Regions from separate parts of the Mus musculus genome. Here region 2 is linked to region 1. The links are chromatin loops, found by intact Hi-C in ENCODE. Cell type or tissue: left cerebral cortex. All regions are shown on one strand.

Region 1 (8,000 bases):
ATTCTACCAACTAGAAAAGACTGGCTCAGGGCAATGGTGAGGAGAAACCTGGTTACTTTGCAAATGCCTGCTGTAAAATCTGTGAAAGACAATTTCATCTTCAAATTTCTTATATAAACTTCAGGACTGCAACACATGAATTGAGTATTCTTTTCCTACAGTTAAACTCTAAACTCGTAAGGTTTGGTGTTAGATGCTACATTTAGGTGACTTGGGAAGTTCTTATTTTGCTTTGTAACTCGATGAAGCTCTTTGCTACTTACATTATAAAGACCCTTAAAGTACTTTATGGACAGTTAAATTTATTTTTTCACAACTTATTTCTGCAGAGGATTATCCCAAGTAGATTAGAGTAAAAATAGAATTTACTGCAAATGCCACAGTAGAGCCTACAAAGATCATAAATTGATATATTTTTGCATGCTATTTATTTCTTAAAATTAGCTCCAAAAGATTACTGTGTTACAGGTTTGCCTGTGAGACACTGACTATCCATGTTTCCATTTAAACCGTCCATTTGTTAGGAGCACATTTGCCTCTTCAACCTACTACACAGCACTCAGGGAAAGTCCTTTGGAGTTGGTCTGAGGGATTTTGAGTTCAAGTCCTTGAGTAATGGAAAGCTCTTCTTACTTCCAATCCAATTTAGGATGTCTGAGCCGTGAGACGCCCTGTCTGAGGCTGTCTGAGACTTAGGTTAGAATGCCCACAATGCTTGAGTCCTTGTCTCAGGAAGACAGATGAAAGTGGCCTTACAGAATTCATATCAGGGCGTGTTGAGCACTCTCTACATGTCAGAACTGTCCAAAGTAGGACAGTGCATGGCGGTTTCACATTATTAAGTACAGCTGTGAACAGTTGACTTCTTCTCCCCATACGGTCAAACCCCATTTTCTCTGAGGGAGAGGCTTTCAAGCATAATTCAGTCTATGCTCTGCAAGTTTTTCAGATTAAAATCAGCCAGGTAAGGATTTCTCCTCTTAACAGGTAGCCACTGAGCACTGGCAATGTATGCACGACTGTGCAATGAGTCATTGTAGGCCCTGTGTGTGTTCCACTGGTTTCTGCAGGGATGCTAGAAGCATCACCATTCACTGAAGCACGGATGGAGGGTGTGTGCTACACGGTCTAGCCATTGTCAGTTTCCGCTCCCACCCTTGGTCCTAGCTCAAAGCTCTTGTGTAAACATTACTACTCCCCACATCTACAAAGTTGACAGTCTGGGGTGCTTATTTACACATTTTACAGCTTTGGATGAGACAGTTTTGGGGGAAATTATTCAGTATACTTATAACTACTTTGATATTTGCCAGCTAAAAATCATGAATTAATGTTATTTCATTCACGGTTCTGCTTCTTTGAGGGGAGATTAGTGTAGTTCCAACTATAAATACTAGTGTTTATGAAGTCATATTTATAAATACATACTCTTACCCAAAAGATAATAAAAAGGCACCTGTGGTCTCCGTGGGCTTGTCGGTTGACAGACGTGTTTTCTGTGACCCCAGTGGTGCCTGTTTCGCTGGAAGGAAAGTCACCTGCTCCGTGAGTAGAATACAGAATGAGCTGTGAGGTCGTCCGATTCTAGGCAGAGGATGGCAGAACTTGTTTAAATATTAAAACATTGATTTACATGTATTTTAATGTTTGAAATGAAAATTTAAGCTTTCCCAATATCTCATAGAGGCTGACATAATGCTGGTTTTGACAGTCCCATTTGTCACCCATGCACTACACAGGCATCTCAGGACCTGACTGGGAATGAAGCACAGTGTGCAGGGCTTAGCAGCAGTGCTGCCCTTGGTCTTTAGCTTTGAGCACATCGCCATGACTTGCAATCTGCTCTTTGCATCTCCCTGCCAGCAAAGCAGTGAAGCACATGAGGAAGATGAAGAATTCATTTTTACAGTGCTGGTCAAAGTCAATGATGTGGTCCTCCTGAGAAGATGTAAACGCAGCAACTATGTATTGAAAAGAACATGGCGAGTCCTTTGTCAGTGAATATTACTGGAAGAAGCACAGAAAATGTTGCCGAAGAAACAGACGTGGAAACTAATAATTCAGTGTGGAGGGTGGCTTTACAGTGCAGATGTCTCCATCCCTTCCGGAGTTTGCTAACTTATGACCCAGTGAGGAATCCAAAAATGACTTCCCTGTGAGCCAATGAAAAGGAAAGCACTCTAGAAGGCTGGATACACAACAGTGGATTACTTCCCTATTAAAGACATTTGGCAGTAAAATCATGCAGTCCTGTCCATTGGCTGAATCGTTATTTCAGAATAAGATGTTCCCAGAATAATGTTACCCCTGTACTAGCTTTGTTCCACTTATTGCAGGTTTTTATCATCAATGGAATTTAAGCCAGAAATCCCCAAAGGTGGTTAGTTTTCTGAAAGCCAGATCCTACCAGGGTGTAATAGCACTGTCTACACAGATAGGAATTGGCCATGGTTTTTCTTAGCAAGTGTTTGATGGCTGTTTTCATGATTTCCTTTGGCAATAGCTGAGGTTTCTGTGTTTTCCTCTACAAAAAGCATTTCAAATCTGTCTATCCAGCTCACTGACGAGTGGCCTGGTCTTTGTTTTCTAGCATAAACTTAAAAGTTAAGTAAGCTTTATCATTTCTTTGTAAGGTAAAGAGACCAATTTTAAAATGTGTGAAAAATAACTCCTATTTGAAAAAAAAATTGTAGGCCATTTTTAAATTCGTTGTTTATAAAGTCTTCATTGTTAAGAGGTCTTTTGGAGGAAAGTAAATGTTTGACAAGTAACCAGTCTCATTTGCAACTAATATTTTTGAGAAAAGTTTTAAAGGCCACACATCTAGTAGAGCCCCAAATACCATTTTTTGCTTGTTGTAAGGGTAATTAGGGTCCGAGTTTGGAAACCGGGAAAGAGCTGTCTGTGGTCGCACCTCTAGGTCTACAATCTTCGCCCTCCTAAGGCTAGAAAAGAGGCAGAGACTGGAGAAGCCCAGGAAACTTGGGAGCTGTGTAACCAGGTATAGGCCAACAGCAGGAGACCCTGTCTCACACAAGATGGAAGGCGTGGACTTGCAAGTGTTCAAATTCCACAAGTGTGCAGTGTCACACTCATATCTGCTATCACTCAAACATGTGCACACACATTCACACACACACACACACACACACACACACACACACACACACACACGAGATTTAGAAAGATTGCTTTTTTCTTTCATCTTTAGCATATTTTAATAATATGTAATATGATTTTTGTGGGAACAAATATGTTAAATGTGCACATTGGAGGCTATATGCATTCAAAACAAAACAAAACAAAAACAACTGAAATGCATTACTAAAAATGGAGAGGTCCAAGTGTTTCTGGCCAAACAAAAGACAGAAAGTAAGATGAACTGGGGAAGTCATCACCTTACATCTTTTCAGCCCATTTTTCATAATTTTGAAAGAAAAAAAAATCCCCTCTATTTTGTAAAATGTTGAGCTGCTGAGACAAGAGAGAATGGGTAGAATTTTCAAAAGTCCGTAAGAAAAAGCACGTCTGCAGTAGCATTCTAAGCCCTTTCTTTGGGAGTTTTCAGTTTGCAGTTTGCAGTTCTTTTCTGCATTCTGAACACTAGGTGGCAGTGTGGACACAGGAAGGAGGCCAAATGCTCTCCCTCCGTTTTCTTTTAAGGGCTGGTAATTTACAAGACAGATGTTGCACAGCTAAGTTCGTCCATATTAGAAGTCCAGGCACTGAGCACTGAGTCCTACAGGACACGGGCTAAAAGATTAACATGGTTCTTAAAGGACAAGTATCTGGAGGGCAGCAACATCCTCCTCTGGCTTGGAGCTCTGAGCTTCAAGGGTGTGCTGGGAGAACAAGGCTCTCTCTGGCTTAGCAAGCAGGGCTGGACCACTGTAGTCCAGAGCTGCCCTGTTTCGTGGAGATGGTGTTTCAGGAGTCGCAATGCCCTCCCAGCTATTGAGACCACAGTCTTTGCAGTGGGGTGTGGTTGCAGCCATTTCTGATTTTCTTTGTGGGAAAGTCAATTCTCTAGAACAGTGGTTTTAAAACACTTCCAGTTTGGTTTTTTTTTAAATCTTTTAAAAATCATCCACCCCCTCTCCAAAAACAAAACAAACAAAAAACCTAGTGCATCTTTGAGATGTGTAAATACTAGAATTACCTGTGATCAAAATGAAAAACAAAAAACCGTAACCCCTACCCCCAAACAAAACAGTCAACCCAGTAGGCAAAGGCATTAAACACAGGAGTGTAATTGCTGGGTTCTCCCTTTGTTTTGGATTCCCAGGGCTGAGTACCCCCCCTTAGGCAGATTGGTAACCCTATCATTTGTTTGGGCATAAAAAAACAATCTAAATATGTAAACATCTCCATATATCTACATATGGATGTGTGTTTACAGATGTGAATGGTGCACAGCGGTCTTTCTCTGGATATCTAAGTAGAAGTCTGAAATATCAGCCCCCTATGGTCATTATGCAGCTCTGACAGCTGGCTTGATTACCAAGATGGCTCATGGAGTGTGGATGCGAAACCCGTGTCCTGTAGATCAAAGGAATGAATCATAGACTGGATAGATGGAGCAGGGTGGTCGGAGACTCTTACCATGGCCTCTTGGAACAGTTTGAAGTGTGGGAATTGTTTGCTGGTCATTGGTAGTGAAGCCAGGTAAAGCCAAGCCCCAGTTCTGAAGGAGTTAACCTTATCTTTTAACCTCTGAGTAATGAAGACCCACTACGTGGAGGCCTTGCTCTCTGTGATGCAGAAAAACAGAAATGTCCTCGATGGAGCATAGGGAGAGCCGTACTAATGTCAGGTGAGCGCTGCCGAGTGCAGCGGGCGAGGTGGAGGGGAATGGGTGAGCTTCTAGTCTCTATGGGGATTGTCTTGGATTCCTGAGTCCAGTGATGGCTAAACAGACATCTTCATGAGACAGAGGAGTGGGCACTGTACATTTTACTGAGGGAGGGAAGAATCAACTGCTTTGAAGACCATGGGTAAGAAAACACAGACAAGCAGAGGGAGACCACAGACGCTGATGCCTGTGGAAATTCATTGGCCTCTTCTAGAGACAGTGTACAGTTCGATAAGGAAATAGTATGTTTTAAAATAAAATAGTTTAGTTTTTTGTTAGCATGGCTGAACAAAATACTGATGGGTGCTCTGTTTCTTTCAGCTTCACACATTTGGATTATGCCCTGTCAATGTCTGAAAACTGCAATACCAGAGAGGCATCCCTAAACTTCCTTTTTTTCACTAAGAGTCTGTAAGACTGTCCCCACTGCCTTGCTTCTGGTGTTTTTCATGTTGAGTTTGATTTTCCTCCTATGGCCAAACTTTTCTAAAGCTGGGTACCACATTTTCTTTTCATTTGGCTCTGCCCTCTTCTTTCTGCAAAGATGATATTGTGGATAGAGCGACTTGAAGGAGGAGAAGCGTTTCCTGGAAGCCGGTTCTCTACAAAGAAAGTGGTCGGATGCTATGTAAAACTCATTACAAAGCTGCCTGGCATTTCACAGAGAAAAATCTTTAAATCTAAGCTTAGCCAGGTCCCCCAAATGCCCATAGTCACCCTGTTGTGAAAGGTCTAGTTGGCTATGATTACAATAGTTTTCTTTTGGAAATTACTTTTTTTTTACTTTTTATTAATTTTATTAATTTATTATTATTATTTTCTTTATTGTTGTTTTTTATATCTTGATTGCTGCCCCCTCCACGTTCCCCTCCTCCTCCTCTAAGAGTGTGGGCCCCCCTGGATATTCCCCCACCTTGGTACATCAAGTCTCTGCCATACATTAGGGATGTAGTCCATGATAAGGGAATCAAACCCACGACCACACCCTAACCAACTGAGGTAACCTGTCAGCAGCTTATGAAATCTTGGGGGGAAAAGTTTACATACATGGGTGTTTTGCCTGAATGATGTGTTTGTTCACCATGTGCACGGAATACCCAGAAAGGTGAGAAGAGGGTATCAGAGTTCCTGAGATTGGCGTCACTGATGGTTGTCAGCCTCCACATGGGAGCTGGGAATCAAACCTTGGTCCTGGAAGAGTAGCAGCGCTCTTAATTCCTGAGCTATTCTCTAATCTGATGGAAGTTACAAAATCTTATGACCAGTCATTATTGCCATTTGAAAAAGGGCTATGCATCTAAAACCTCATGAAATCCACAGTAATTCACCTATGCTGTGATGAGCAGCTATTCCTACCCAACTCTGAAGCCATTGTAGAAAGAGAAGCCCAACTGCATGGATTTTTTTCTTGACACTAATATAATCGAGTATACCAATATACTAATATAATCTATTATACTAATATACTAATGTAATATCCACAGAAGGCAGTGTAGACAGATTTCCCATCTCCATGTCAGGCCTCACCAGTGTGGACCATGGGTCCATGCTGTGAACACAACTGCTCAGGGATGGTGTTTTACTGAAAATGTAGAGTGAAGTGCCATGAAGCTCAGGAATTAACATTCCTTGAGGACACACTTGACCCTGCCCTTTGATCCCCGTGGTTTTCGTGTGAGCAAGCCACAGGTCATGTCAGGTGTCTTCCTCAGTCACTCTCACTTTTACTTTGTGAGACAGGATCTGCTATTGAACCCAGAGCTTACGTGTTGGCTAGACTGGCTGGTCAGCAAGCCCTGATTACCCTATCTCTGTCTCTCTAGCTTCAAGAGTATAAGGGTACACATCATGGCCACCTTTGCTGCCCTAGCACTTGGGTTATTGGGGTGACACCGACCTCAGCTTTGTTTCTGTGGTTGCTGAGGGTCATACACAACAAAGAAAAGATTTTACCAACTGAGTTACTTCCCAGCCTGCCCTGCCCTGGTCAGCCAAGTCTTTTAAAAACCATATAAACCCCATTTGTAAAGTATGCAGAACACACAAGAACCTTTTCCTAGCCTAAGCTACTTTAGAGACGTCGCCACTCACTGCCTTTTCTGCAGAGAGAGCTCTCAGAAGTTTAGACAACATCAGTTGAAGGTTCCATCCTATTGGAGCTTTTGATCCGTTTTTCTACCATTGACATCCCCCATCAACATTAGAGCTGCCTGGTTTTCTTTATTTCTGTAGTTGTTTGCATCATGAAGAGCAGCCTAACAAATCTCATCTCCTTGTACCCCAGTTTCTCCCCTCCGAAAAAAATGGTCATTATAATACAGCTCATGTAGCGGTCTGGAGCAGTGACTGACGTTTTGAATGAACAGAACATGGCGTGTGGTTATTGAATTTGTCCAAGTTGCTTTAGTTTTTCAAGCTATTTTTTAACCATCACACACATTCATATATCCTTGTACTGGTTTGAGGAAGAACATGAGGAAGGGAAGAGTTCTGAGATTGAGGTTCCAGCCCCACCCTTCAGACATGACGGCCTTCACTTCATCGCCCCCAGGTTTCCCCTTTCTAATCCGCAAAAGAGCCCTTTAGGAGCGTAGCCCAACCGTCTGCTGAAGTGAGCTCCTCTTAACACTAGGGGGCAGGCAAATACAATCCCTGAAGTGTGTGCCTTTTAGACACCAGAAATAATGAAAATCTATATTACAAAATGTAAAATTTGAAATAAAGTTGTAATTCTGATAGAATCTTCGGACGCACTGTAAGCTCTCATGTTTGAGCATTGCCTTTATTACACGCATACGACAACGCTTAGCATTTATCTAGTGCTTACCGTGTGCAAAGGCACGGCGCAACCCGTTCCTTTTAATAATAACTACATCAAACTCTGCACCCTGGGTGGCGTCCAAAATTATCTAGAGAGATCGTGAAACTGAGGATAAGCGAAAGTCACCCAGCTGGCAACTGGCAGAGCTAGGACTGCAACATGCATTAAGTGACTACACTTAAGCGGGGTTCTGTACCGTTCCCTGCCAGTTCCCATAGCCACCATGGAACCCTCCCACCACTGGGACTGCAGACAGCGTCTCCCCATCACTGTTGTCACAGAAGGGAGGTGATGTCATGGAAATATTTCGCACTGTGCATGAGTGAT
Region 2 (8,000 bases), 230 kb after region 1:
CTGGCTAAAGCATTTTCCTCAGTCTGCAGGTTTTTAGATTGCTGAAATTGAAACCCATCCTCTTAGAATGTTTGACTTTGGAGATATTTTCCACAGTGAATTCACTTAAGAGCCATGGCTGATCATGAGAACCTAATACATAATTCCTTTCTAATTTGTAAAAATCAAATCACTTCAGATGGAGAAACGGTTATGTTGACATAATCAGAATGAACCTGCCCTGTGTTAGTGACTCATCAAAGCAATTGAAATTTACTGTGGCTTTCTCTAGCTCCTAGGTCTTTAAGATCAGGGGAAGTAAAAGGTATTATATTGTTCTCCTTGAGGGAGTATAGACTCGGGCTCTTTATTTTTATTTTTTATTTTTTTAATTAGGTATTTATTTCATCTATATTTCCAATGCTATCCCAAAAGTCCCCCACACCCTTCCCCACCCACTCCCCCACCCACCCACTCCCACTTTTTGGCCCTGGCGTTCCCCTGTACTGAGGCATATAAAGTTTGCAAGACAAATGGGCCTCTCTTTCCACTGATGGCCAACTAGGTCATCTTCTGATACATATGCAGCTAGAGACACGAGCTCCGGGGTACTGGTTAGTTCATATTGTTGTTCCACTTATAGGGTTGCAGATTCCCCCAGCTCCTTGGGTACTTTCTCTAGCTCCTCCATTGGGGACCCTGTGATCCATCCAATAGCTGACTGTGAGCGTCCATGTCTGTGGTTTCTCTGTGTAGTCCTGGCTGTCCTGGAACTCACTTTGTAGACCAGGCTGGCCTTGAACTCATAAATCTGCCTGACTCTGCCTCCCAAGTGCTGGGATTAAAGGCATGTGCCACCACTGCCCGACAACTTGGGCTCTTTATTATCTGAAAGATTGTTCTAAGCCCAAGAAATCCATACTTAAAGCACTCAGTCTATAGTTAACATTAAAAGTCTGCAATTGATTTTAAAGGGTGCTGATATAAAAATTGAAATGAAATATGTGAAAGGAAAATTATAACTTCTTTGTTTTTAAATCAACAGATAAAATTGTGTGAATTTCTTTCCTTCAACACTCTGGAATGCACATCTGTGGAACAACTGGCTAATCTATCAATTTAACATGGGCTTTACCGCATGTATCAATTTTTTTCCACAGTGAGAACACTTAACATATACTCAGCATTTGCAAAACTACAATACATTATTAATTACCATCACCTTGTGGTATAATAGATCTATTGGACTTGTTCACTTTATGATAACTTTTAAAAGAAATCGTAAAAATGAAATACATACTTTCCATCTTCCAAGCCTCCAGTTCTTATAGAAGAGTGAAATTATTAAGCTAAGAATAGATAAGCATGGAGCATTTTGTTGGTGAATTCAATGCAAGTTTAGCAACTTTGAATTTTGCTCCATTATTTCCTTGGAAGCACACTTCCATCATGCTTTCAATATTAAACATGCAAACATGACAGTCAACAGCGTCCTTGCTATTTACTGTAAACAACAGCAAATAAAAGTGGTTTGAAAGCTGTTTGTTAATTTCACTGCTGCATAAAATTATTTTGAGTCAATGAACCCATAAAAAAGTCTGGCGATAAAAGAAAGCCTTGTCCTCGATGCTTAAATGGGACACGCTTGGATGAGTGCGGTGGGACCGTGAGGTGAGCGAGCAGCTTCATCCTGAGGTCTTTGCTGTTCTCAGCTACTCTAGGTTTCAGTCTTTAGTGGGATAACCATACCCTTTCTAGGTCCTCTTCATCTCTCTGCTGTATCAAAACTTGCTCTCGTACTATTCAAAAACCTGGGCTGGCTCCTACGTTTTTGAAATGAGAAGAATCCTGAAGCCTAAAAAAAAAAAAAAAAAAAAAAAAAAAAAAAAAAAAAAAAAAAAAATGAAATTGAAAGCATAATGTAAATCAGGATTTAGGGGAATATACTGCATGTTCTAAAATAACCTCACAAGAATGGTGCTCTGGCTTGTTTTGCAGAGTAGTGAGACACCTAGAAAATATTCCAATGTTCAGGTTGTTCTGGAAATACAGATACAGCAGGGGACACCCCAGACTGCTTGAAATGGTTCCAGCCACACCTATTACTCTATTCTGCTAGCACATGACCTCACTGGGGTTTGAAGCATGTGTTCCATTCTGCTTAGTATGTGGACTTGAAAAACAAGTGGTGACTGTTGCCAGATCTCATCCTAACAAGAAATTTATTTAGTAAGATGTTTTTGTCAGTGTGTTTCACCTAAGGACCTAAGAAAAGCTTATGTGCCATGTTGGTCTAGCAAGCTTCTTGCTGAGTGAGTTCAAACAAGTAGAAATAAATTTAAATCACAGTCTTGTCGTAATTTACGTTGAATTTTCTTAACTATGCAAATTTGACCTGGTTTGGAGGTCTCCTTAACTAGCAACATGTCAGCTGGAATTTAAGGATATTTATTTTGAGAGAAAATTAAAAAGAAACTTCACTTGTACTTGAATCAGTAACATTCAGATTTAACTTATCATTAATCATTGCTATTTTCAGTAAAATGTAAGCTTTCTAAAATTAATAGAGATCATAACACAAAAATCTTTAATATGTAAAATTTCATAAAATGCATGCTTTGGAAAATCATTCTTTCTGGAATATTCAGCTTTATACACAAAGCACAGATACACTAATCTCTTAAGTGGTAAATGTTTCTGAATTCTTGGGCTCACCACTAGAACTTCTGACAAACACCTCTATCAAAAGACTACCCAGACAAAATATGGTCCAATCTCCATATTCATAGGGTTCAAACAAGGTCTGTCTAAAGGTGAGTCCAGGAGGGGCATAGTTATTTTAATGGCAAAAAAAAAAAAAAAAAAACCCTCTGATTCCAAACTTGTATGAAGTAAGGACAGCCTCTTTACTGTGAATTGAGACACCACTCTGTTGTCTTAAGACACAGCTATGCACTGTGAGAAACTATAAGAGGACTCTGGACATAGCATGACAATGAAAGACTAATGAATAATAAAACCTTAACTGGCCAGAAAGCCAGTTGGAATGTGAGAGGAATGTCATATAGATTTTCTTTTCCCATTGGCTTGCTTAGTGATCTACAGGAAGACACGTAAGAGTATTAAAATCTCTGTGATTCTAATTTAACATAGGAGAGATTACCACAACATACAATTATTTGGCCCCATAAATCATTAGAAGCAAGACTGAGAATCTGTTTGAAAGTTCATAAAGTGCCTGCAGGATAGGCAGAGAGATGAAACAAATGAAACTTGAGTTACCCAGGAGTCTTCAAGAAAATCTTTGTGTCTGCTGGACAAGGCAGGGCCATTACACACATGAATTCCCAGTGGCTGGAACCTGCGCACAACTGAGCCAGCCATATTCCAGCATGGATGGGGAAGGAGCTCATGGAAGAAGAGTCTCCCCAGCTTCACTCAGCAAGAAGAACTGTTGGCATTTCATGGTTGATGGTGGAGAGGTGAATCAGTTTCTTTCATTAATGCAGCCCTTAGGAGGCTACTCATGCACCCTGGGTTCTGCACCCGTGCACATAACAGCAGCATTCAGTAAATTCAATAAGTTAAAAAAAAAAATCCATGAATTTGAAAAGTGATGGGTGGGGGAGTGGGAGGGTGAATTTAATGAAAAAAAAAACCCCATATGTTTGTATGAAATTCTCAAACAATAAAAAGAGATTATATAAAAGAAAATCTGACTGTGAATCATGACTGCTTTTATAAGAGGAACCACAAAGGAAGACAGGCGTGGAAACTGAATAGCTGTCAGATATTAAATAGCTGTCAGCCACAGAAAGTCAGAGACAATAGGGAGATCGCCAGACATCACTTTCAATCAAATTTGGTTTGAATATAAAATGATTACAGACTGTAAGCCAGAGAAGGTTATGGTGTGATCTTGTCAGGGAAGAGTAATGCCGTGTGTTCTGTGTGGAAAGGGGGGACTTGACGCATGAGAACCCTTAGGCCCCTCACAAAAGCCCAGGCAGGGAGTTTCTCCCACACAGGCAATCAACTCAGGAAAACATTGCCCAGAAGTGGCTCTCATGTTCCTGACTTTACTGTCTGTTATGGTTTGTATATGCTTGGCCCAGGGAGTGGCACTATTTGGAGGTATAGCCTTGTTGGTGTAGGCATGTCACTGTGGGGGTGGGCTTTAAGACTCTCATCCTAGCTACCTGGAAGCCAGTGTTCTGTTAGCAGCCTTCAGATGAAGATGTAGAACTCTCAGCTCCTCCTGCACTGTGCCTGCCTGGATGCTGCCATTTTCCTACCTTGATAACAGACTGAACCTCTGAACCTGTAAGTCAGCCCCAATTAAATGTTGTCCTTATAAGAGTTGCCTTGATCATGGTGTCTGTTCACAGCAGTAAAACCTTAACTAAGACACCATCCATCTGTTGTCTGCTCCTGATTTCAGTGCTGATATGCTGGGCTTTATCATCATGTCCCTGCCTGCCTCCAGAGGAGTGAGAAGTGAAATGAAAACTGAAGGATGTTTTGGGAAAACTGAGAAACTATGTAAAACCAAACCACACACATCCAGTTTCCTCTCATGATGGTATTTTCACTCTTTTTCTCCCTTCATTGATTCTTTTGCTTAAATCACCAACTCCACTTTTTTATTGGATATTTTCTTTATACATTTCAAATGTTATCAGCCCTTCCCAGTCCCCCCCCCAGGAACCCCCTATCCCATCTCCCTCCCTCTACTTCTATGAGGGTGCTTACCCCACCTACCCACTCCCCCCTCACCACCCTGGCATTCCTCTACACTAGGACATAGAGCCTTCACAGGACCAAGGGCCTCTCCTCCCATTGATGCCCCACAAGTCCATCCTCTGCTAAGTATACAGCTGGAGCCATGGGTCCTTCCAGGTGTATTCTTTGGTTGGTGGTTAAGTTCCTGGGAGCACGGGGGTGTCTGGTTGGTTGGTTGATATTGTTTTTTTTTTTTCTGTAGGGTTGCAAACCCCTTCAGCTCCTTCAGTCCTTTTCCTATGTCCTCCATTGGAGTCCTGGTGCTGCGAGCATCCACCTCTCTACTTGTTAGGCTCTGGCAGAGTCTCTCTGGACACAGCTGTATCAGGCTCCTGTCAGCAAGCTCCATCTCACGCACAGAAACCAAACCCAGACACCATTGTGGATGCCAAGAGAAGCTTGCTGACAGCTTCACTTTTAAAGGGCAGTTTTAGGTTCATAGAAAAACGAAGGAGAAAGTACAGAGGGTTTCCCCGCAATTCTGTTCTGCCTCTCAAAGTTCCATTATTGTCTTCCCATATTACGGTGGGTTTTTTTTTACAGTTGATGAACTGACTTCCACACATCATGATCACCATAATCCAGTGATTATATCTTGATTATATCTTAAGGGTTTGGACAAATTTATAGTAGCATATTTCCATGGAATCATGCCATAGAGATGAACTGGGATGACTTAAACATTCGGTGTGCTTTGATTTTGTCCTCAGTCTCTGCCATCCCTGGTTGGCATCCTTACCATATCCACACTTCTGCATCATGCCTCAGAGTGAACACCATGACATAGTTTTCCAGACTGACCCCACTCACTTAGTGAAGTGGATTTAACATTCCTCCACTTCTTTTCATACCTCGGTCCCCAAGTCTCTACTTTTACTGCTAAAGACATCTCACCAAGATCACCACCGCATTCTACAGTGGCACGGCGGAACTTTGGATCCTATGCCTCACAAGGAACCTAACTGTAACTTAGAACCCATTGATCCAGCTTTTCTCACCCCTCCCTCCTCCTTTACTGTTTCCTTGGCTCTGGTAACCACCATTCTACCCTCATGAGATAAACATTGTCAGGATCCACGTAGGAATGATGTATGTATGTCATTTGCTGTTGTTGTGCATTTCTTGTTTCATGTAATGATTCACAACTCTATATATAGTGTTTTAAATGACAGGATTTGATTATTTCTTATGATTGAATGAATGTTTTCCTTGTGTATTTAACAGATAGTGGACACTTAGGTCATTGGCATGTATCTATCTAAATGTATATAAATTTATACATTTATATATAATATGCATATATAAATACATATTATTTATTAGCATTTATAGTTATGTACATTTTAGTGTATAATAAATGTATATATAATTATATGTAATGATATAATTGTTTTATATATAATTATGTATTATGTTGTATATAATTATATATTATATATTATGTTTGTGTTACATATTATATATTTATAATATATATTTACATATTATATAATACAACATGCATGACAAATAAAACATATAATATAATATATCATATATCATATCATATTTCATATATCACATGTCATATATCATATCATATATCATATGCCATGTGTCATGTGTTATATAGAATATATGATATATGATATGTAATCATATATCATATATAATATATAATAATTATATGCAACATAATACATAATTATATATAAAACAATTATATCATTACATAAATTATATACATTTATTATATTATAAATAATATTTATAACATATTTATAACATGTTACTTTAATATAGTATATTAATATATTTATTATTTGCATATAATGTCATATATAATATTATATTAATATATAAAATATAGATGTATATGATTATAAATAATAGTGGTTTTGCATCAATATTTATAAGGGAAATTGGTCCGAGGTTCTCTTTCTTTGTTGGGTCTTTGTGTGATTTAGATATCAGAGTAACTGTGGCTTCATAGAACAAATTGGGTAGAGTACCTTCTAATTTTATTTTGTGGAATAGTTTGAGGATTGGTCTTAGATCTTCTTTGAAGGTCTAGTCGAACACTGCCCTAAACCCATCTGGTCCTGGACTTTTTTGGTTGAGAGACTATTAATGACTGTTTCTATTTCTTTAGGGAATATGGGGCTGTTCAGATCATTAATCTGGTCCTGATTTAACTTTGGTACCTGGTATCTGTCTAGGAAATTGTCCATTTCATCCAGATTTTCCAGTTTTGTTAGTATAAGCTTTTGTAGTAGGATCTGATGATTTTTTTTAAAATTTCCTCGGCTTCTGTTGATATGTCTCCCTTTTCATTTCTGATTTTATTAGTTTGGATACTGTCTCTGTGCCCTCTAGTTAGTTTGGCTAAGGGCTTATATATTTTGTTGATTTTCTCAAAGAACCAGCTCCTGGTTTGGTTGATTCTTTGTAGAGTTATTTTTGTTTCCACTTGGTTGATTTCAGCCTTGACTTTGAGTATTTCCTGCCATCTACTCCTCTTGGGTGAATTTGCTTCTTTTTGTTCTAGGGCTTTCAGATGTGCTGTCAAGCTGCTAGTGTATGCTCTCTCCAGTTTCTTTTGGAGGCACTCAGAGCTATGATTTTTTCTCTTAGGACTGCTTTCACTGTGTCCAATAAGTTTGGATATGTTGTGTCTTTATTTTCATTAAACTCTAAAAAGTCTTTCATTTCTTTCTTTATTTCTTCCTTGACTAAGGTATCATTGAGTAGAGTGTTGTTCAGCTTCCACGTGTATGTGGGTTTTCTATTGTTTATTTTGTTATTGAAGATCAGCCTTAGTTCATGATGATCTGATAGGATGCATGGGATTTTTTCGATCTTCTTGTACCTGTTGAGGCCTGTTTGGTGACTGATTATATGGTCAGTTTTGGAGATGATACCATGAGGTGCTGAGAAGAAGGTATATTCTTTTGTTTTAGGATAAAATATTCTATAGATATCTGTTAAACCCATTTGTTTCATAACTTCTGTTAGTTTCACTGTGTCTCTATTTAGTTTCTGTTTCCATGATCTGTCCATTGCTGAGAGTGGGGTGTTCAAGTCTCCCACTATTATTGTGTGGGGTGCAATGTGTGCTTTGAGCATTACTAAAGTTTCTTTTTATAAATGTGGGTGCCTTTGCATTTGGAGCACAGATACTCAGAATAGAGTTCTTCTTGGTAGATTTTTCCTTTGATGAGTGTAAAGTGTCCTTCCTTATCTTTTTTGAAAACTTTAGG

What was found. Peaks named below come from ENCODE experiments on the same cell type or tissue, not always from the same donor. Only the 100,000 strongest peaks of a DNase experiment are listed, where the experiment ranks them.
Region 2: it touches region 1 in a loop (3-fold over the local background); 4 of 42 quality-filtered maps call a loop at or near these places.

The regions. Positions count from the first base shown.
Region 1 is chr14:101,939,435-101,947,434 of GRCm38, forward strand. No RefSeq gene overlaps it. Among named protein-coding and RNA genes, the nearest start is that of Lmo7, 210 kb to the left of the region's middle. In left cerebral cortex, CTCF peaks have their summits at 3,595 (motif pointing right) and 7,478 (motif pointing right); DNase peaks (open chromatin) are centred at 3,662, 7,480 and 7,857; H3K4me3 peaks cover 492 bases.
Region 2 is chr14:102,170,059-102,178,058 of GRCm38, forward strand. It overlaps Gm41232 (a long non-coding RNA gene), which reads left to right and starts at 4,349. Exons shown (of 3, transcript XR_874905.1): 1 at 4,349-4,561. In left cerebral cortex, no CTCF peak of the experiment used is centred here; a DNase peak (open chromatin) is centred at 4,400.